Linked DNA regions of Homo sapiens: region 2 is linked to region 1. Evidence: chromatin loops called from intact Hi-C (ENCODE). Cell type or tissue: psoas muscle. All regions are shown on one strand. Links, peaks and the distances in the headings refer to the core of each region. The heading gives the core; the rest is flanking DNA.

What was found. A loop is a pair of places that touch in the nucleus more often than their neighbours do. Peaks named below come from ENCODE experiments on the same cell type or tissue, not always from the same donor. Only the 100,000 strongest peaks of a DNase experiment are listed, where the experiment ranks them.
Region 2: it touches region 1 in a loop (2.8-fold over the local background); 17 of 110 quality-filtered maps call a loop at or near these places.

Annotation. Positions count from the first base shown.
Region 1 is chr2:203,810,690-203,821,189 of GRCh38, reverse strand. No RefSeq gene overlaps it. Among named protein-coding and RNA genes, the nearest start is that of CTLA4, 52 kb to the left of the region's middle. RefSeq lists an enhancer at 8,795-9,994. In psoas muscle, for the core only: a CTCF peak has its summit at 5,704; a DNase peak (open chromatin) is centred at 5,779; H3K27ac peaks cover 714 bases.
Region 2 is chr2:203,676,633-203,687,132 of GRCh38, reverse strand. No RefSeq gene overlaps it. Among named protein-coding and RNA genes, the nearest start is that of CD28, 25 kb to the left of the region's middle. RefSeq lists an enhancer at 3,004-3,053. In psoas muscle, for the core only: no CTCF peak of the experiment used is centred there; a DNase peak (open chromatin) is centred at 5,262; H3K4me3 peaks cover 480 bases; H3K27ac peaks cover 2,500 bases.

The DNA.
Region 1 (10,500 bases), core at 4,662-7,161:
AAATCTGTACTCCCTTGGGTCTGTCTCTCAGTCTGTTTTGAATACAGTTCCTATTTCTGCTAACACAACTCTAGAGGTATTCAAATAAGTGGCTCCGACTATTTACTTTTGAGAAATTAATTCAACAGAATTTTAGCAAGAATGTATCACCTACAGAGTAGCAAGCAGGATTTTTTTTAAGGATTCAGATATGAATTAGATGCAGGCCTCAGTATCTCTACATTTATAAAAATGTCATAGTACATGCTCAAACAGTACTTCAATTAATTCCAAGTGTTACATTCTTTTGAAACTTCTCACAATAAATATTTTTATTAGCAATGTAATTTTGTTCTTAAAAAATGCTTCCAAAGTATATGAAAAGGGTTTATTTTCTTTTTTGAATTTTTTTTTTTTTTTGAGACAGAGTCTCACTCTGTCACCCAGGCTGGAGTGCAGGGGTACCATCTTGGCTCACTGCAGCCTCCATCTCCCAGGTTCAAGCAATTCTCCTGCCTCAGCCTCTCGAGTAGCTGGGATTGCAGGCATGCATCATCATGCCCAGCCAATTTTTGTATTTTAGTGGAGACAGGATTTCATCATGCTGGCCAGGCAGGTCTTGAACTCCTAACCTCAGGTGATCCGCACCCCTCTGCCTCTTAAAGTGCTGAGATTACAGGCGTGAGCCACTGTGCCCAGCCTAGAGTTTATTTACATAGATAAAATATACCCATGCATTCTTGTAAATTCCCAATCTAAAAAAATCAAGTATTCTAGATACAGAAAATTTGTATCTGGCCTATAGATTACAAACTTTCAAAAACAGAAGATAAGATGTGCCTATTCTTTAAAAAATCTGTTTCTTGGAAAATTCAGAAAAATTCTTCACCTTCAAGATTTCTCAGCAAGTGCCTTTGGAGTGACATTATGAACTCTGATGTAGATGTCCCAGTGCCAGGTAAAAGAGAAGAAAATCCTTTATGCCGATTTGCTTAACACACAGCTTTGAGGGGACAACAGGAGTCAGAGTTCAATGTGGCTTCTTTCTAAATTAGACATACTTCTAATGATGAGAATGAGAATAAATTCGATTTCACCACAGACCCTGGGAGTGTGGATGGCGGAGCCTGGAACCAGCCTGGCACACACGTGACCCTCTCAGCAGGGCCAGGCACAGTGTGTTTGCAGGCACTGACATCTGTCTTTGACCCCGCCTTCTCCACCCCATTGTGTAATGTTAATATCTTGTTCCACCAAGAAATCCCGGACGAGCTCTGCTGCGGCCTCACAGGAAGCTCAGAGTCCAGTTCAAGTCCTCTGATCCTCATGTTTGCTGTTACTCTGGGCCTGCAGGTCCCTCAGACTCCCCGCAGGCACCCCCTATGTTTGGTGTCCAGCTTGCTTGCTCCTCCTCCACGGGTCCTTGTACCAGTTATTAGCATGAGACCACTTCCTGTCCAAGCACTGCCAAGTCCCAGATAGGCAACTCCCAAGGAAGAGACACAGAAGCTCAATGCTGTACAAAATCCTGTGATCTGGGGTTTTGGGGTGACAGTGTAGACCTTCCCTTCTGGAAAGCAGTCGCCTCCATCCACTTGCCCCACAGCTGCCCACGTCTACACAGGGCCCCGCAACCAAGATATTCTGGCAGAACTCTCCGAAAACTTATTTAGTCAATAACGATGTATTTTTAAGGTTTCCAAGCCCAGTTTTTGCTCAGAAAGTAACCCCACAGGCTCCTCCACACTGGTACAAGAGGACCACCTCAAGATTGGACATGATCTGGAGAAAGGGTGGGGGGGCTAGAGATTGGGTTATAAAAACTATTGAGCCACGGGGTTTGGAGAGCTTTCTGGGCGGGTGACCACATCGAGGTGCCATGAGGATGGAGCACCGTGGGAGGGCATGAACACTCCACTCCACATATACCCTACCCCTTGCCCTATGCATCTCTTCCATTTGGCTGTTCCTGAATTGTATCTTTTATAACAATCAACTAAACATAAATAAAATGTTTTCCTGAGTTTTGTAAGCCATTCCAGCAAATTACCAAACTTGAGGAGGAAGGTCATGGGAACCCCCAATTTATAGCCAGTCAGTCAGAAGTACGCATGACCTGGGATTTGCAACTGGTATCTGAGATGGCAGCAGTCTTGTGGGACCGAGCCCTTTAACTTTGGGAGCTGATAGTAACATCAGGTAGACAGTCTCGGAATTGAATTGAACTGTTGGACACCAAGCTCATGTTAGAAAATTGGTTAGAGTTAGAGAAAACACCTCAGAAACATCCATGACTCCACTCCATAAATTCCAAAGCAGTAGAGTGCCTGCTTTTCCAGGAGCCAATTTACTTTGCTATGCCTTTGCCAATGGAGAAAGTTAAATGCAAACACCCCCAAAGGCCACAGACCAATAAGTCATAGTCCAGTGTTTGAGGGATGAGGAGGTATGTTAGTTTCCTCAGGCTGCCTAACAGAATGTCACAGGCTGACTGGCTTAAACAACAGAAATGTATCTTCTCACAGTTATGGAGACTAGAAATCCAAGGTGAACTTGCCACTGGGGTGCTGTCTAGTGAGGGGTTTCTCCTTGGTTTGCAGATGGCCACCTTCTCACTGTGTCTTCCCATGCTCTTTCCTGTGTGTACCTGTCTTCTTTCTTTAAATTTTTTTTGAGACGAAGTTTCACTCTTGTCACCCAGGCTGTAGTGCAATGGCGCGATTTGGCTCACTGCAACCTCACCTCCCGGGTTCAAGCAATTCTCTTGCCTCAGCCTCCTGAGTAGCTGGGATTACAGGCATCCACCACCACACCCGGCTAATTTTTGTATTTTTAGTAGAGACAGGGTTTCACCATGTTGAAGGCTGGTCTCAAATTCCTGACCTCAGGTTATCCGCCCATCTCGGCCTCCCAAAGTCTTTCTCTTCTTACAAGGACATGAGTCCTATTGGATTAGGGTTCCACACTTAGAACCTCATTTAACCTTAATTACCTCTCTGAAGGCCCTGTCTCCAAATAGAGACACGCTGGGGCTTAGGGTTTCAACATACTGATTTGAGGGATGGGGAGGACACAACTCACTTCATAACAGGAGGAATGCCTCTATTTGTTCTCCAGCACCAAGCTGCACCACGGCTTCCAGTTACTGGATCAGAGAATTATAGAACATTAGAGGTGGGAGGAACATTAGCTGCTTCATCTAATAGTGAGGAACTTGGGTTCCAGATGGGTGAAGTGGCTTGCTCATGGATATAGCTACTGAGTGGTAAGTTTGAGAATGGAACCCAGACTCCCTCCTTCCAGGTCAGCGCTCTTCTCCACTGACTTGCGCAGGCTCCCAAAGGGAGCTCCTAAGAGAAGACATCAAGGGTTCAAATCTTGAGTTACTAGTAAGGGAGGGCTTTAGAATATTACCTGCTATCTTATCATGAAAGGTTTTCCTCAAGGGAGCCATGAAATATATGATCAGTAAAAACTCAGTATATATTCCTAAATACAAATGCTTGGGATTTTCTCCTGTCAAACTGATGATCATGGTGCTAGCCAAACTGGATTCAAAGATTTTAGCCAACTGTGTATGTATAGCATGAGCAACTCCCCTGAGCTTATGAAGGTTTTCTCAAACTTACAGGGGTGTCAGTGACCCCTCTTATTCCTTGACCTCATCCCCCAGGAAACCTACTATTACCGTGGTACAGCCATAAAGACCTAGCTTCCTCCCCTCCCCTGGGTCATTCTCAAATCTCTTCGGTCAATCAGGAGTCAAATGACCAGGCTTGCCTCTATGCCAGTTCCTATTTTTGTCCTAGCTTTGCAGAACCAGGTGCTTCTTGCTGGCAACCAAAAGCAATTCTCTCATGAACCTCAAATCGTGCTGACAAGACACTCACATGGCCAAGGGCCATGTGAGGCAACAGTTCTCTGGAAAACTCTGGAGTGGTTTTCCAGGACCATCTTGACACCAACAGCTGAGCTAGGTGTCCCCTGACAGCTGTGCTACCCCACTTTAGCACATCGCAGAAGCTGAAACCCAGGACTCCTTCCAGACCCCGCTTTGTGCATTCTGTATCAGCCCTGATCCTTACCCATCTCTCCAGGACTCATCTTCTCTAATTCTCCCCAAATACTGCAGCCCAATTAGCCTCTTGGATTACTTTTTCTATTTCTCTTCTTCAAAATTAAAAAAAAAAAAGAAGTTGAAGGGTTGTACTGCGACCATAATTAATCTTTCCAATTCGTCCTTGCACTGTGGGAAATAGCTTATCCCAAGTAATGGAAGGAGAAAAGTCTCCTTCCCTTTTTCCTGAGTTTAGTGGTCTTGTCATGCTCCAGCCATATGATTCTCTGCACAATCACCATCCTACTCCACCCTTGGGGGTAGGAGGAAAGACAGAGCTTGCATCCCAGAGTGCTGCCCCTCCTGTCCCCACAGGACCAGGGAGGAATCAGAAAACAGGGGCCAAGTCCATTGCTGTACTGGGAAAATGACACCCACAGTATTCTATCCCTCAACTCTACCATGAGTTGGTGAGTTGGCACATTTGGTCACCTTTAGCCTAGCTTCTAAAATAAACCTCCACAGAAAACTTAATAATGGAATAGGTACAGTTTTGTTACTGTTTTCCCCTCTTGACTCCTCCAATGGGTGCCTCTTCCTGGATAAGGGGGATGCAGGCACAGTGCCGTACTTGCAATAGAAAGAAGGCTGATGTTGGACACGGAATCTGAGCTCCTGAAAAGTATGAATATGATGCATGGCACGTAGAGCCAATCCAAGGGAATGGGCAACGCCTCTTTGAGGAAGTGAGTTTTAAGCTGAGATATAAGGAATGGAGAGGAGTTCCCAGGGCACAGAGAGTTTCTAGCGGAGCAGGCAATAGATGCAAATGCCCCTAGTGATGGAGACCACAGTGCTTTCCAGAAACCGAAAGAGACTCGTGTGGTTGAACCAGAGAGAAGGAGAGGGAGCTTAGCATGGAAACAGGCAGGTGAAATAGACATGGAGATTCAAAGGAAAGAAGCTAGCTATGAGGCAGCCTTGTGGGAAACTGTGTCCTCTTTCTGCATGAAACTCTCTTGAACTGCAGACACAGAACATAAGGAGCACCTAGGTGGTCCTTTCCAGCAGCGTATCCCCTCTTCCTGTGACTTTCATTTCTTTTCAAACCCAGAGCCCACCTCATTCCCTCTAAAAAGTCCTCCCTGATTTCCTATGTCTACTGCCCACCTATCTGTCCTGCCCTTCACAGCACTTCCCGGTTTCCTTTGTCACAATCAGTGGCTTTCCCTACCCTAGTTGATGCTAAAAATAAAGCATTAGAACAATAGAAAGCAGAAATCACTGCAATTCCTGGTCCCCTTTTCCTGTAACCTGAGGGAAAATGCAAGCCTCACAGGATATTTCAAAATGATGGCTTCGTCTTTTAATGCAGAGGGAAGAATTTCCTGGCTATTAAAAACACTTTAACAAATGGAATCCAGGCACCCAGGTCCTTCCTCATGCATGTCTCAATACAAATTTCCCCCCTTGTTCCAAAGAAATAATTATTTATCATCACAAAAAGTGTTTTATCTACCAAAAACGAAAACAAACATACTGAAAAAATGAAAAATGGCTTTTGTGGACAAAAAGGAGGAGGTGTGACTAGTTTAACAAAAACATCAGCTTTGTGTCTGATGGTATCACAGCCTACTCCCCTGTAACTGCAATGAAACATATAAACCCATAGATGGCAGAAGGTGACTGCTAAGTAAATACCTAGTTCCAGACCTCACAGAATCAGGTCTAAACAGCTCACGGCGGGAGCTTCGCGTCCATCCATCTTTGCAACAACCGCCGTACTGGTAGTGTAGCTTCCACTTCCCTATTACAGTTGGATAATCATAGAGGAGGACTCAGATTTCACCATTTTCAAAAACACTTTCTGGCATTTTAAATTCCATGCTATATGAAAATTAGCCCAATTCCTCACATCCTGGTGCAATCATCCCAGTCCCATCTTCAGTGAGCGACATCTGGTACACATGCACTACATTAGAATCCCAACTAGGTAGGCACCGTGGCTTATGCCTGTCATCCCAGTACTTTGGGAGTCCAAGGCAAGCAATTCACTTGAGAGCAAGAGTTCAAGTCCAGCCTGGTCAACGTAGTAAGACCCCATCTCTACAAAAAATAAAAATAAAAAAATTAGCTGGGCATGGTGGCACACACCTGTGGTCCCAGCTACTCAGGAGGCTAAGGCAGGAGGCTTGTTTGAGCCCAAGAGGTTGAAGCTGCAGTGAGCTATGATCACACTATTGCACTCCAGTCTGGGCCACAAAGCGAGACCCTATCTCTAAATAAATAAATAAGAATTCCAACTCTTCCTCATGTCTGTCCTTGGCCTCTGAACTCCCTCCATGTTTTCCACAGTCTCCCTCAGTTTTAGTGCCAAGACCTGGCCACAAACACCAAATCAGTCTGGGCAGTGACTATCAGAGCTGCAGGGTTTACTTCAGTTTATAGCTCTAAGTCTTGATTATATTTGTTTAGTGATAAGAGTTTATCAAGCCTGATCTTTGCTTTAATGAATCCTCACAATGGTGCCATGCACTCAATTCAGAAGTGAAACAAATTTAGATGCCAAGTGGCTAGCATTTTCTAGCCTGTGACATTGGGCCAAAATGGTCCAATGAATTTTCAACCCATCCAGCTGTGCTTCCCCATGTATTCATGTGTGTCCTCCTAAATTGGTTCCTTTTTTTTTCTTTTTTTCTAATTTCCAAAGTTTCCGTGGTGATCCATGGTCACTTTGCTATTAACTATTATTGTTAAGATAATTTTATTCAGGTGTAGTGGCACGCGCCTGTAGTCCCAGCTACTGGGGAGGCTGAGGCAGGAGAATCGATTGAACCCAAGAGGCGGAAGTTGCAGTGAGCTGAGATTGTGCCACTACACTCTAGTCTGGGTGACAGAGTGAGACTCTGTCTCAAAGAAGAAAAAAAAGAGAGAGAGAAAGAGAGAGAATTTCCATTTCTTAGGTATAATCAAAATGTCAACACTACTACCTTGACCCCCCCATTACAGAGCACTTCCAGGGTGCAGGTACCTTCCTAAAGTACTTGCTTCTACATGTTAATTCAGGTAATCCTCACAACAACCATATGAACTAAGCAAAAGCATTGTTATTAATCCCCAATTTACAGATGAGGAAGCTGAGCACAGAGAAGTTTAATAATTTCAATGAAGGTCACACAGAAAACAGTAGAGTTGGGATTTGAGCTCAAGCCACCTGGCTCTGTCTGCCATGTTCTTAACCACTATGATAAGTCTCACTTTGAACTATCACAGGGGCCCAAAATGAACAAAGTTCATCTTCTCTCTCCCTGTTGAATTTGTGACAGGTTGGTTTGAGGGTGAGCATGGGAATGGAAATAGCTACTGTCTGGAACCTCATGGTGTGGTCTTTACAAGTCCAGACTGATCAAAGAAATCGACTACAGGCCCAATAAGACTGCCCACAAGCACTTGGTGAGCCTTCCTAAGGGCAGAGCCAGAAGTTTGATTAGTGGAGCTCTGGTTACCAAGGGTAGAGTGGGGTATATCGCTGGCTTAGCCTCCTATTTTTGTTTCTCATTTCTAAAATAGGGATAATTCCATCCAGCTCACTTCAGCATATATTGAACAGAAATCCCTGAATAGATACAGTGGGCAGCATCAACCAGCTAGAGAGTCACCTGGATCCAGAGGAGGCAGCCCCTCTAGATCAGTTCCAACGTTGGCTTCAACAACTACAAGTCTGTAAAAACAACATAAAATACAAAATGTAAAGGGCAACTGGCAGCTCCTCAAAAGGTTAAACACAGAATTACCACAAGATCTAGTAATTCCACTTCTAGGTATATACACAAAAGACTTGAAAGCATGGGCTCAAACAGATACTGGTACACCAACATTCCTGGCAGCGTATCCACAAGAGCCAAAAGCTGGAAATAACCCGAATGTCTACCGACAGGTGAATAGATAGACAAAATGTGATATATCTATAAAATAGAATGTAATCCAGCCATTAAAAGGAATGAAGCTCTGATACATGCTTCAACCTGGATGAACCTTGGAAATACTATGCTAAGCAAGATAAGCCAGACGCAAAAGGACAAATACTGTATGAGTTCACTTTCATGAGGTACTAACTTCATAGAGACAGAAAGTAGAGAAGTTCCCAGTGTCTGAGAGCCAGGACAGTGAGGAAGGAGTTACTGTTTAACAGGTACAGTGTACTATTTGAGATGTGGATAATGGTGATGGTTGCACAACATTGTAAATATATGTAATGCCAATGAACTGTACATTTAAAAATGGTTACAATGGTAAATTCTATGTTATGTATATTTTACCACAGTAAAAAATAAAATACAACTTTTAAAAAATGTGAAGTGCCTGGGACATCTGGGAGACCCTGCCAGTTACCTAGCCAATATCTGTTCTCCTCTTTTACTTTATTAACAGAACCTTGATTTGGTGGCGACAGCAATGAGCACGGCTAAAAATCTGTTTCCCAGGCTCCCTGCAGATAGGGGTGGCCACATGACTATAAGCTGTCCAGCGAGATGTAAGCTTCCAGTGCTTGAGTGGGGTTTCTGGGACAGTTCATTAAAAGGTAGGAGCGGGAGATGTCAATTCATCCGTCATGCTCCCTTTCGCCTTTGACCCCTACCTCCTTCTTCCAGCATGAAACAGGCACAATGGCTAGGACTCCAGCCACCGTCTAGGAGGACGGAAGTCAACACTAGAGAGGCAGAGCAGAAACAGAGGCTCCTGACACAAAAGGCAGTGCGAAACTGCTATACCTTTCATGGGATGCTTATCCCTGAACTTCATGGTACCTGAGGGAAATGAGAACTCGTCTCTGATTTAAACCAGTGTTTTTCAGGTTTCTGCTACCTGCGGCTGAACACAACCCCTAACTGATTATTCAGCATGTTAACCGCTACTGCTGTCATTGTTGCTATTGGTTTTATTATCAAGAAAGAGGTGCCCCAGACCAGGGTTGTTCTGACAATGTCAGAAACACTTAGAGGACCCGAGATGTGAAATGAGTTGTCCACAGGCATAATTCATTCGAAGCTGGAGGATCTGCAGAAACAGCCCTGCCTGTCCCGGTGCCACAGATGCCATCATAAAAAATGGAGACATCATGGTGGGTCCCCTGAGGCAGCCATTTTGATTGACGTGCTTTCTCCTCAGAGAGTGAAAGTGTGAAGAGTTTTTTCTCTGCTCCTCAGGGTAGACAATGGACTGGGAGGCATCTGGCTCTTCCCTGCTAGATTTAAAGAGAAGCTGAAGGTTTCTCTAACCACATTTCTCCAGTTCTGATGAAGAGCTCACCAGCATAAACTAGCTGACATCACCGGGGTGAGTCACCCACCAACTCACAGCTCTTTAACTTCCTCTGCTTCACTGACCTTCGCCTGCACTGTGCCCCATGCCACCCACTTCCTGGTGCGGGCACACCCTGGACCTTGTCCTCAGCAGGAACTGTGCCACCAGAATCTTGATGTCTGCTATTCCAGGCCTCACTGCCCCACCCTCCTCTTCTACTCCCTACCCCTCCACTTCCGTTCTTTGGCCTCCTAATGGTCAATCCCATAGGAATGTATGTTAGGTCCAGGAAATTCTGCACTATCTATCAATATTTCAGATGCATGTGTCATTCAACCCAGCAATTCTATTCCTACGCACTTACCCTACAGATTCCTGTAATGCTCTCAATAACACATGCACAAAAATACTTAGTTCAGAAGAAAAATATTTTTAAACAATTTAAAAGATCTGTTAAATTGTTGTGCATCCATTAAATTGGGTGCTATGCAGCCATTTTAAAAACTGAGGCAAAGCTACATGCAGTAATATAAAAAGTTCCCCAAGATACATTTGTAAAAGGAGCACAATATATTATATGCTACTGCTTGTGTGGGGCAATTTATGTAAAAACATAAATATGTATGTGTACACACATACATACACATATATATTAACTGTATGTGTAATATGTATACATATGTAATACCTACCTGTACAATATGTACACACACACACGCACACTCAACACCATTGTACTGTCTCTGAAAGGATATACAAGAAAGTGCAGCAGAAGACAGACGTGGGTGGTGAGAAAAGGAGACTTACACTTTTCACTGTGTACTTTTATACTCGAATTGTATACAATGTGGAGTATTACCTATTCAAAATAGTCTTCAAGAGGATGTTCATCAAGAACTTTTCCTTGGCCGGGTTCAGTGGCTCATGCCTGTAATCCCAGCACTTTGGGAGGCCGAGGCGGCCAGATCACTAGGTCAGAAGTTCCAGACCAGCCTGGCCAATATGGTGAAACCCTGTCTCTACTAAAAACACACAAAAAAATTAGCCGGGCATGGTGGTGCATGCCTGTAATCCCAGCTACTCAGGAGGCTGAGGCAGGAGAATTGCTTGAATCCAGGATGCGGAGGTTTCGGTGAGCAGAGATCGCGCCACTGCACTAC
Region 2 (10,500 bases), core at 3,992-6,491, 130 kb after region 1:
TAGACTCATGGGCATTGTTCTCTAGCCTCTAAAACACCAATTTATTTTAGGCCTGAGGTCTTTAACATGAGTTTTTTTCCTCTAAAATGTTCTTCCCCTTTACTCATCCCAGGCCTTTTCCTTCCTCCTGACAGTTATTTCTCACCCCCTATGTACTTCCATTTCATCCTTACCTCAATATCTAGTTTATTTTTCATAACTGGCCACATAAAACATAATTATTTTATGTATTTTGTTTATTTGTCTGACTCTTCCATTAAAGGCTGAACTTTTTTTTTTTTTTTCTTGAGACAGAGTCTCACTCTGTTGCCCAGGTTGGAGTGCAGTGGCGCAATCTCAGCTCATTGCAACCTCTACCTCCTTGGTTCAAGTGATTCTCATGCCTCAGCCTCTCGAATATCTGGGATTACAGGAGTGTGCCACCACGCCTGGTTAATTTTTGTATTTTTCAGTAGAGATGGGGTTTCAGTATGTTGGCCAGGCTGGTCTCAAGCTCCTGGCCTTATGTGATCCACCCGCCTTGGCTTCCCAAAGTGTTGGGATTACAGGCACGAGCCATCGCACCCAGCCAAAGGCTGAGCTTCTTAAGGGCAAGAACCACGTCTGGTTTGTCCACCTGTGTACTCCAGCAGCAATACAATGCTTGGCACATAGCAGGCACTCAACAAAAATTTGGTAAGTGGATTAATCAATAGTGAGTATTCCCTCTTATAATAGGGGAATATTTTCTATAATATACAATGTACACTCTTGGCTCCTACATGAGAGCAGTCGTGGAAGGTAGTGAGCTGGGTGAAATATCGAATATTCAAAAGCATCTCTCTATTTTATGGACCAGAAGTGATATCTCATTTGGCCTAGTTTGTCTGTCACCTGTTGATCCAGCTGCCACAATTCACCCTACTTGTTGTGCCAGAATCTAACAACTGGGGTGGATAATTCTTATTCCAGGAAAGATGGTGATATGAAGCACAGAGCTGTTTAATCTCTGGAACCATGGAGTTTGGCACCTCAATGATGTTCCAATCCTGGCTGGCTAAGCACTCCTTCGGGCAAACTCTCTCATGTCAGTGTCATGGTACAAGTCAACTTTTGGGTGGTAGTCACCTTCCTGCAATTCACTTCCTTTGCAAGCCATTCATTCATCCAACAAGTGATTAATGAGAATTTTACTCAGTGATAGGCCCATTAGTATGGGCTGGGAAGACAAAGACAAAGCATTACCCTCAAGTGGCTCGTAACAGACAAGGAAACCAATGACAACTTGCACAAGGTGAGGTTCTACTTTCACATTGAGAGAAGCAGAGCACATTATCCTGGCTCATAAAGAACTACCTTTCTAAAATATCTATAAAACTATTTAAATGAACCAACCTGCTAAGCACACCCACAGATATGTTCATGTGTATGTGTAGATGTATGTATATATTCACATTTGCTGTCTCTCACAAGATCCTCAGAGTATCAAAGAGAAAATGAATCTCCCTCCCAGGGGCATATGAACCAGACTTTACCATTCAACGCAATTACTGTTGCTTTAAGAGAATGTCTGGAGCTGCTGCGCTGCCCAGCCCAGTAAGCACAATGGAACATTTTCCTTGAGATTACCTCACTCTTACTGACCCACACAGGAAATAATTATTTTGGTAGTCACCAGTAAACAGTGAAACACACTTACTTGAAAAATAAGCTCTTTTTGACCCTGCAAGACAGTGGCTTCACAAGTATGGCTGAACCTAGTTTCCATCCAAATTCAACAATTTTGTACGTAAATGGTGCCTTATTCTTGGATTGTGGGTTCCCAGATCCAGACCACACTTCAGAGTTCTGCCAAAATGTCACAGCAAACAGTGGTTTCCTTGTATTTCTGGCTAGAGAAGAATGTAGCATCAAAGAACTATCAGATTTCTTTCCCAAGATAGAATATGAAAATTCCACAGATGCCCTAGCAACACATTTAAACACTGTAGTCATGTCTGAGAAAGTGCTGCTGCTCTTTCAGACGTCAATCATTGGGTGTGCCGGAGAAATATGGCAATGTTTAAAGGAGTAAGTATCAGTCTTGGGCAGGATTTTTGAGTTGAAGTGAAAAGTCTAGATCTCCACTCCCTTTTCTGAGGCCTAATATCATAGCCCTTTCTTTCTCTATGTAAGCATAAGTGATGCCATTTCTGGATTGTATCCTTAAAGGGAAGAGGCAGGCCATATGGACTGGCAGATTTACATGATAGAAGGCACCTGGGTTCCAGATCCTTGGGCTGCCATACTAGACCTGGGCTGCTTAGGTCGAGATTTTTAGATGAGACAGGAGAAATCATCTCTATAGTAGTCCCCAAAAGGCTGCACCCTCAGTGGAAACTGCAGAGTGTCCCAAGAACCTATCTCTGAGAGAAGTAAGGCTACCTGTTGAAAACAGGTGACTTGGGGTAATGACACCATGTTCTCAACTAACATTGACTCTATTCTACTGAAATCCAAAGTCACTGAATTAGGATAAAGGCTTGACCTCCTTGACAGAGACCCAAAATAATAGCAGTTTAGGTACACTAGATGGTTTCCCCTGTCTCATCTAACAATCTGGAACTAAGCAGTCCAGGATCAGTATGGCAGCCCAAGGGTCTGGAACCCAGGTGCCTTCTATTGTGTAACTCTGCTGACCTCAGACCTATATGGCCATGGCTGTTCTCAGCTACATGTTGGGAATTCTGTTACTATAGAAAAAAAAAAGGATTGATTTGGGGGATAGCCAGTAGTTTGCTACAGTCATCAATTTTCAGATAACTCCTTTGAATGATGGACGAGACATAGACTCTTTTGTTGCAAAGCTATTGCAGTGTGCCTCCCTCCAAAACTGCTCCATTTATCAGACTAGCTGCACCATCATGACACACTGGTATGCCTAAGCAAGGAAAGGCTGTGAGAGTAGAGCTACTGTGTGTAGTAACCCCTGACCAGTTGAGTAAGCAGGGCTGTCCCTCCCCCTGGGAAACTCCCTTGCTGATGCCTCTGCTGGGTCTAAGAGTGTTACCTTTTTCCTGTAGACCAAAGACTCTGCTTTGATGACCATAAGCCCCAGAGGTTATTCCATGGTGTAAGAATGTCCTTGTCTCACTCTGTCTTCTCTATGGCCCTGATAGGTGAGCAATCTAGTAGTGAGTCAGAGACTCAAAGCTCCCAGGCAGTTTCAGCTTTGGAAAGGAGAGAGGGTTTCTCCAACGCTGAAACCCAAAAGGAGTAAAGTAAAAGAAAGGGGCTACATGGCAACTTGGAACTTTTGTGTGGATTTCTGAGGTCACTCCAAGAAATAGGTTATGTCAACAGGAAGCTTGGGGGTAATTGATCCAGCCCTCTTCTTGGGTCATTTTGGAATGAGACTCACTAACTGCTAAAGCTATAGAGAATTCCTGAGCAGGGACTTCCCAGAGATTTTCCTTCACTACAGAGGAAAGAACGAGGGGCTCCATACTGAATGGATTAGAATCCCACCTTCTGTTTACCAAACTGCAGGATATGCTTAATATCCTGGCATGAATAGGCCATCACTTGGCGGCGGCAGACAGCACCTGTTTATGGTGTCTAGTCTGTTCAAATGAATTCAATGACGCTCTAATATCAAGTAATATAAAAATACCAAAGGTATGGATGTTCAATATCTCAAAGATCAGCTGAGAAATGAATCAGTATAGGGGGCCAAACTGAAACAATTTCTATTGAGAGAGAATGAAACAGAAGTGAGTTTGTTTTTGCGTTATTAGCAGAAATTGTGATATATTACTACCAAATTATGATTAAGTCATAGCAAAAAAAGTATTTGAGTTGAAAAATATTAATTCTCCTTTATGAAAAAACAAAATATCTTCTAAACATAGATCTACAAACTATAGAAACTTTGAGATTTAAGCAATCTCACAAAAGTTGATTTTAGTGATTGTATATAGTACATGTGTGGTGGCTGATATATAATGTTCACACACACACACACACACACACACACTACAGGGTACAGGACAATAAAATCTTAACAATGATTTTAATTACGAAACTCTTCCAAATTCCAATTTAGGTCTCTGGTCAGGGAACATTAGGACATCCTTTTCCTGTTTCTGCCTTGTCCAAAAGCTGGGACAAACTCTTGGAGGGGGTCCAGGATGTCAGGAAGAAATTATTTTAAGTGTTGTTATGTTTGGGAGGGGCAGCAAGGCAACATGAATTGAGCTCTATATCTACATCCACGTATAGCAAAATAAAGCATGCCCCGAAAAGACTCTGCTTTGTTCATTTCTGGCAGTGGGCAAGGGAAATTGCACAAATGTCCTACACAAAACCTTAGTCACTCCTTCCTTCATTCCCTTAGCACGGTATATGTCCCTCCATTAGCACTTACCTCATTCATTACACTGTAATTATTTGCTCACAGGCCTGTCTCCAGCATTGGCCTGTGACATGGGAAAGAGTTAAGAATACTAGCCCCGGAGCCAGATTGCCTGGATTTGAATCCTAGCTCTGCCATTAACTAATTTCTGTGACTTTAAGCAAGTCCCTTAACTTTTCCAAGCCTCAGTGTCTCCATCTGTAAAAGTTAGTAATTATCTGTTTAATATGATGCCTGTGAATGTTTTAAGACAAATGAGTGAAAACTACATCCCATTTTAAGGCACATCTTGAATAACTGTTAGCTGTTCTTAGTATCACCATCTAGAGATAAACTGCATCCTTTTCATCTTTGCATCCCCAGCCTTCATAGTGTGGCTAACTCCTGAAAGTCTGTAAGTTGAATGAACTAAAGAATGAGAAAATGTGGTGGAGAAAAGGCAATCCCCTCCAACGCCCTTAATTCACTCCTCTCCAAAGCAGCAGAAAAGCCTGGTAAGTTTTGAAAGAATAGGTATGTGTGGCCCAGCCCCACCCGGCTTCCTCTTGAGCATAAGCTGCCTTCATGGGGCCCTTGCCAGACTCTACCCTTCCAGCTTTGCCCTGGTGAGTAATAGGCCTACCCCTTTCTTCCCCATCTTCCCCTGGGGGACCAATTGCCCACAAAAAGCAAACACTCAAGGCTGGGTACAGTGGCTCACATCTGTAATCCCAGCACTTTGGGAGGCTGAGGCAGGCAGATCACTTGAGGCCAGGAATTTGAAACCAGCCTGGCCAACATGGCAAAACCCCACCTCTACTAAAAATACAAAAACTAGCTGGGCACAGTGATAGACGCCTGTAATCCCAGCTACTTGGGAGGCTGAGGCAGGAGAATTGCTTGAACTCAGGAGATACAGGTTGCAGTGAGCCAAGATTGCACCACTGCACTCCAGCCTCGGCAACAGAGCAAGACTCCATCTCAAGAAAAAAAAAAGTAAACACTCTCTACTTTCCTCCAGGAATAGACTCTCCCTGACATGGTTTGGTGCCATCTGAGACTGGGTAGGAAAGACTGATGAATTCTGGGCTCGGCTAGTAGATTTATAGGTCCTTACACTAAGCCATTCCTCCAACCTAACTTGACCAATCACTAACATGGTATTTTGGCTTTCATCTGCCAGTCATTTGGATCATTCCCCAGTATGTTCTGTTTCTTGGGCCCTCTCCAAAACTCTAACAGTGGCTTAATAACAAGAAGTATTTTTTAAGATTTTTAATTTTTCAGAATTTTAATACAGGGCTGCTCCTGGGAGAAACTGAAAGTACCCAGATTTCTGGAGGACTAACAGTCGAAAAAATAGGGTACTGGCATTAGCTGGGTGCAGTGGCTCACGCCTGTAATTCTAGCACTTTGGGAGTCCGAAGCAGGTGGATCAAGGTCAAGAGATCGAGACCATCCTGGCCAACATTGTGAAACCCCATCTCTACTAAAAATACAAAAATTAGCTGGGTGTGGTGGCGTGTGCCTGTAATCCCAGCTACACAGGAGGCTGAGGTAGGAGAATCACTTGAACCCAGGAGGCAGAGGTTGCAGTGAGCCGAGATTGCACCACTGCACTCCAGCCTGGTGACAGAGCGAGACTCCGGCTCAAAAAAAACAAAAACAAAAACAAAAACAAAAACAGGGTGTTGGTTGTTCTCTTTTTGCCTGTCCAGATCTATTTTTAGCTCTTCTCTTCTTTGCTGCCTCTCAGGAGTTGACCACCTTGGACCGCCTCATCTAGGCTTTCTTGCCTTCTGGCTTCCAGCTGGGCTCCACCAATTGCAGGAGATTCAAGGGTGAAAAGAGAGAGAGACCAGAGTATTTGCTCTGTCTACTCTTTCCCTAAGTGGTTGCATTCCTCTACTTATGTCCACAGCTCCTCTTGGATGCCCCTCTCCCAGGGCTACTGTTCTTTCTGGGTCTCTAACACCACTCACTCTCCTTGTCCCTGCAGGCCTAGGAGCAGAAGTAACAGCTTCCCAACATTGCTAGTCCCCTAGGTGCTTTATCTTCTTTGTTAGTCCCCTTAATCTTGCCTGCAGCCCTACAAGGAGTCCCTTTGTTGAAGTCTATTTCTCTTCAATAAAACTTTTGACTGTGCCTTCTCTTTCCCACTTGGACCGTGATTGAAATAACTGATGAAGAATGACAGGAAGACCCTTTTGGGGATGGACACATAGGTCATGCAAAGCCCAATGTCAATTCACATTTGTCTCATCCAGAAAAACTACCCTTATTTTTATTACACCTCATCTAGTAGCCTTCTGATAGTTTGACCTTCCATGTTGTTCTAGCTAAAGACATAGAAGACTTTGGTCAAATCATCCCTATATACAGAGTCTTGTGAGAGTTCAATATCTCTTCTCAAATCAATAGATACTAAATGGAAAGTCAAAAGGAAGTGGTTGTGACAGAATTAACTCCGTTTACTTTTAGTTCTCCAGAAAAAAAAAAAAAAATCAGCTGGGCGCAGTGGCTCATGCCTGTAATCCCAGCACTTTGGGAGGCCAAGGCAGGCAGATGACCTGAGGTCAGGAGTTCGAGACCAGCCTGACCAACATGGAGAAACCCCATCTCTACTAAAAATACAAAATTAGCCGGGCGTGGTGGTGCATGCCTGTAATCCCAGCTGCTCGGGAGGCTGAGGCAGGAGAATCGCTTGGACCTGAGAGGCAGAGGTTGCAGTGAGCCGAGATCGCGCCATTGCACTCCAACCTGGGCAAGAAGAGCAAAACTCCGTCTCAAAAAAAAAAAAAAAAATCACAAATTTGAAGGGGTGGCATTCTAAGATGAAGAGCTCTAAGATCTGGGTTCAAAGATAAAGAATCTGAAGTTTAACAGGCACAAGCTTCTGAGAATACAGCCACTAAGTGAGCTTGGATACAGACTCAATTTTTATAGTCTAACTTTCTGATCTATTTCCATCTGCCCCTTTATATTTTAACATGCATGACTATTGACCTGTGTTTACAAATGAAGGCAATTTCTCACAACCTAAAATTTTAATACAAGAATAAATTCTCACTCAAAGGATAACATCAGTAAAGATTAGTTCATTGAGGCTGGGTATGATGGCTCATGCCTGGAATTCCAGCACTTTGGGAGTCTGAGGCAGGAAGATCACTTGAGGCCAGGAGTTCAAGAACAGCTTGGGCAACATAGCAAGGCCCTGACTCTAAAAAATAATTTTTCTTTAATTAGCCAAGCATGGTGGTGCACACCTGTAGTCCTAGCTACTTGGGAGGTTGAGGTGAGAGGATCACTTGAGCCCAGGTTACAGTAAGCTATGATGGAGCCACTGCACTCAGCCTGGGTGACAGTGCAAGACCCTGTCTCTCTAAGACACAAACAAACAAAAAAGATTACCCCATTGAGAGAATTCTAAAAGGCAGCAGCTAAACAGTAATTACTCTTCTATAGAAAAAGTGGAAAAAAAAAAACTCAACCACCTTGGTCTAGCATTCCAAACCTTTTACAATCCAAAGCCATCATACTTCCTACACTCTCTGACATCAAAAACACACCATGCTTCTTCCTGCCATTTGGCCTTTGCTCACTCTGTGACTCATAACCTAAAACACCTTCCCCGTCCTCTCCATCTATCCCACCTGATTCCTCAGATGCAATCCCCATTCCTCCACGATGCTTTTCCAACCATGGCAACACATGATGTTTTCTGTTCTCTGAGTATCTCTGGCACTTACCGACATCATTTACTGAATTACATGACACTCTATTCTTTGACCATTTCATTGTCTTCCTCCAATTACATTCCTGGGGTAATTCTTGGTGATTTCAGTATCCTTCCAATAACCTGGCCTCTGCTGTCTTTTTATTTACACCTATTTAGTTGTCCTTTACAGCACTTTAGCACCTAATCCCTTCTTGTCATTACCATTATTACCATTAACTGAACCCCCTTCATAATCTTAATTTCAAGTATTTCATCCTCTAATCACAATCTGCAATATTTCAGATGACTCTGACTATAACCCAATGCCCTCCAGTTGACAAAGCCTACCATCTTATCATCACCTCTCAAGACCTTCATGTTCTTGTTTTTCTCCTTAACCAGCTTAAAGTCCAATATTCATCATGATACTCATTAACCTATTAGGTACACCTTTAATTCCCTGTACCTTCTCTACCTCCTTCATGCTCTGCCTATTCTGTACCTGTATTTGAACATGGCTGGGAACAAGCATAGAATCACTCTGACTGTTCTTAATTTAAATTGTGACTTTTCTTGTTGACTCTTTCTTAAAGCATTCAATTTGGGTTTTGTAGAAACAATAATCCTCTTTTCTTTTGCATTAATATGCTTACCTCTTATTTCATTAAATAATAACTTAGTAACAAATGCAACTGGTATAAATAAATTTGGGAATAAACCAAGTTTACTCTAAGTAAGCATAAAACTGAAGAGAACAGAAGCGTAGGGTATAACAGTGAGTAGCCTACTAACATAGAGTGTGCAGAGTGCCATGGACCTCAGCGGGATGCATTAAAGAGGATGTGGAGAACCTCTTAATCTGGCAAGTCAATTAAGTGAGAGTCAGTTATGAAAATGTCTACTGTACATGTATCCCTGAAACTATAGATTCTGTAAATTAAAATCTGCAGGCTGGGCGTGGTGGCTAATGGCCTGTAATCCCAGCACTTTGGGAGGCTGAGGTTGGCAGATCACGAGGTCAGGAGGTTGAGACCAGTCTGGCCAACATGGTGAAACCCCGTCTCTACCAAAAAAAAAAAAAAAAAATTAGCCGGGCGTAGTGGTGTGCGCCTGTAATCCCAGCTACTCGGGAGGCTGAGGCAGGAGAATTGCTTAAACCTGGGAGGCAGAGGTTGCAGTGAGCCAAGATTGTGCCACTGCACTCCAGCCTGGGCAACAGAGCAAGACTCTGTCTCAGGGAAAAAAAAAAAAAATCTGCAAATAAGCAAAAAATGATTTACCTCTTACCACTTCATTTCCAATACAAATAGTCGATCTGGGGCTATATTTGTTGGGTTTATAGTAAGGCTATTGAGAAGCCTATCCATTTGCCTCAAGCTTCTCCACCATTTGGTAGTCATGGTACCATTTTGGCTTCATTCAATAATGGTCATTTCCTAGTTGGTGTTGCAGTATAAATATCAAGCTCTTTAAGATAAAGTAGCTTCACCCAGAAGTAAATTACCTCCTCTACAAAGCATGAAGATACAATTAAAGCCAGTGTCTCTCAATCATTTGTTTTCATTATTGTTGTCCCTCTAAAAAACATTTTCAGACATTTTTTAATTGCCCCCCACAAAATTTTAATATCATATAAACTATGTATCTGTTTTATATATATAATATATATATATATGTATCTTTATACATGAGAAAGTAAGATTACATATACTCACAACCAATTTTCACTTCCTTGGGGGTGACATAGCCCCTGTTGAGGATGCATGACTCATGGCATATGAAGTGCAACCTGTTATAAGGTTCTTATTTGGCTGTCCTCCATGGTTGACAAGGTAAACACAAACGGGAGGCTCATTTGGGGAGATGGAGGTAGTCTACTTTAATGGTGAAGCTGTGAGTAGTGACCCATACTTCTATTTTTTTTTCATTTCTTTTTTTTTTTTTTTTTTGAGATGGAGTCTCACTCTGTCACCCAGGCTGGAGTGCAGTGGTGCGATCTTGGCTCACTGCAACCTCTGCCTCCTGGGTTCAAGCAATTCTCCTGCCTCAGCCTCCCAGGTAGCTGGGATTAGAGGCATGTGCCACCATGCCCAGCTAATTTTTATATTTTTAGTAAAGACAGGGTTTCTTCATGTTGGCCAGGCTGGTCTCGAACTCCTGACCTCAGGTGATCCACCCACCTCAGCCTCCCAGAGTGCTGGGATTACAAGAGTGAGCCACCGCGCCCAGCTCACTTCTTTTATTCTTTCTTTCTATCTCTCTTGCTGTCTTTATTCTTACCAACTCAGCTCTCATATTTTTATTAAAATGGTAAACAATTCAACACCAGACTAGGAATAAAGGAGACAGTATTTTCAAACATTTTACAATATTAAACAACAGTAGCAAATATGCCTTTCCTTTTCAAATTATTAGCAGTTTCTTTTATCTG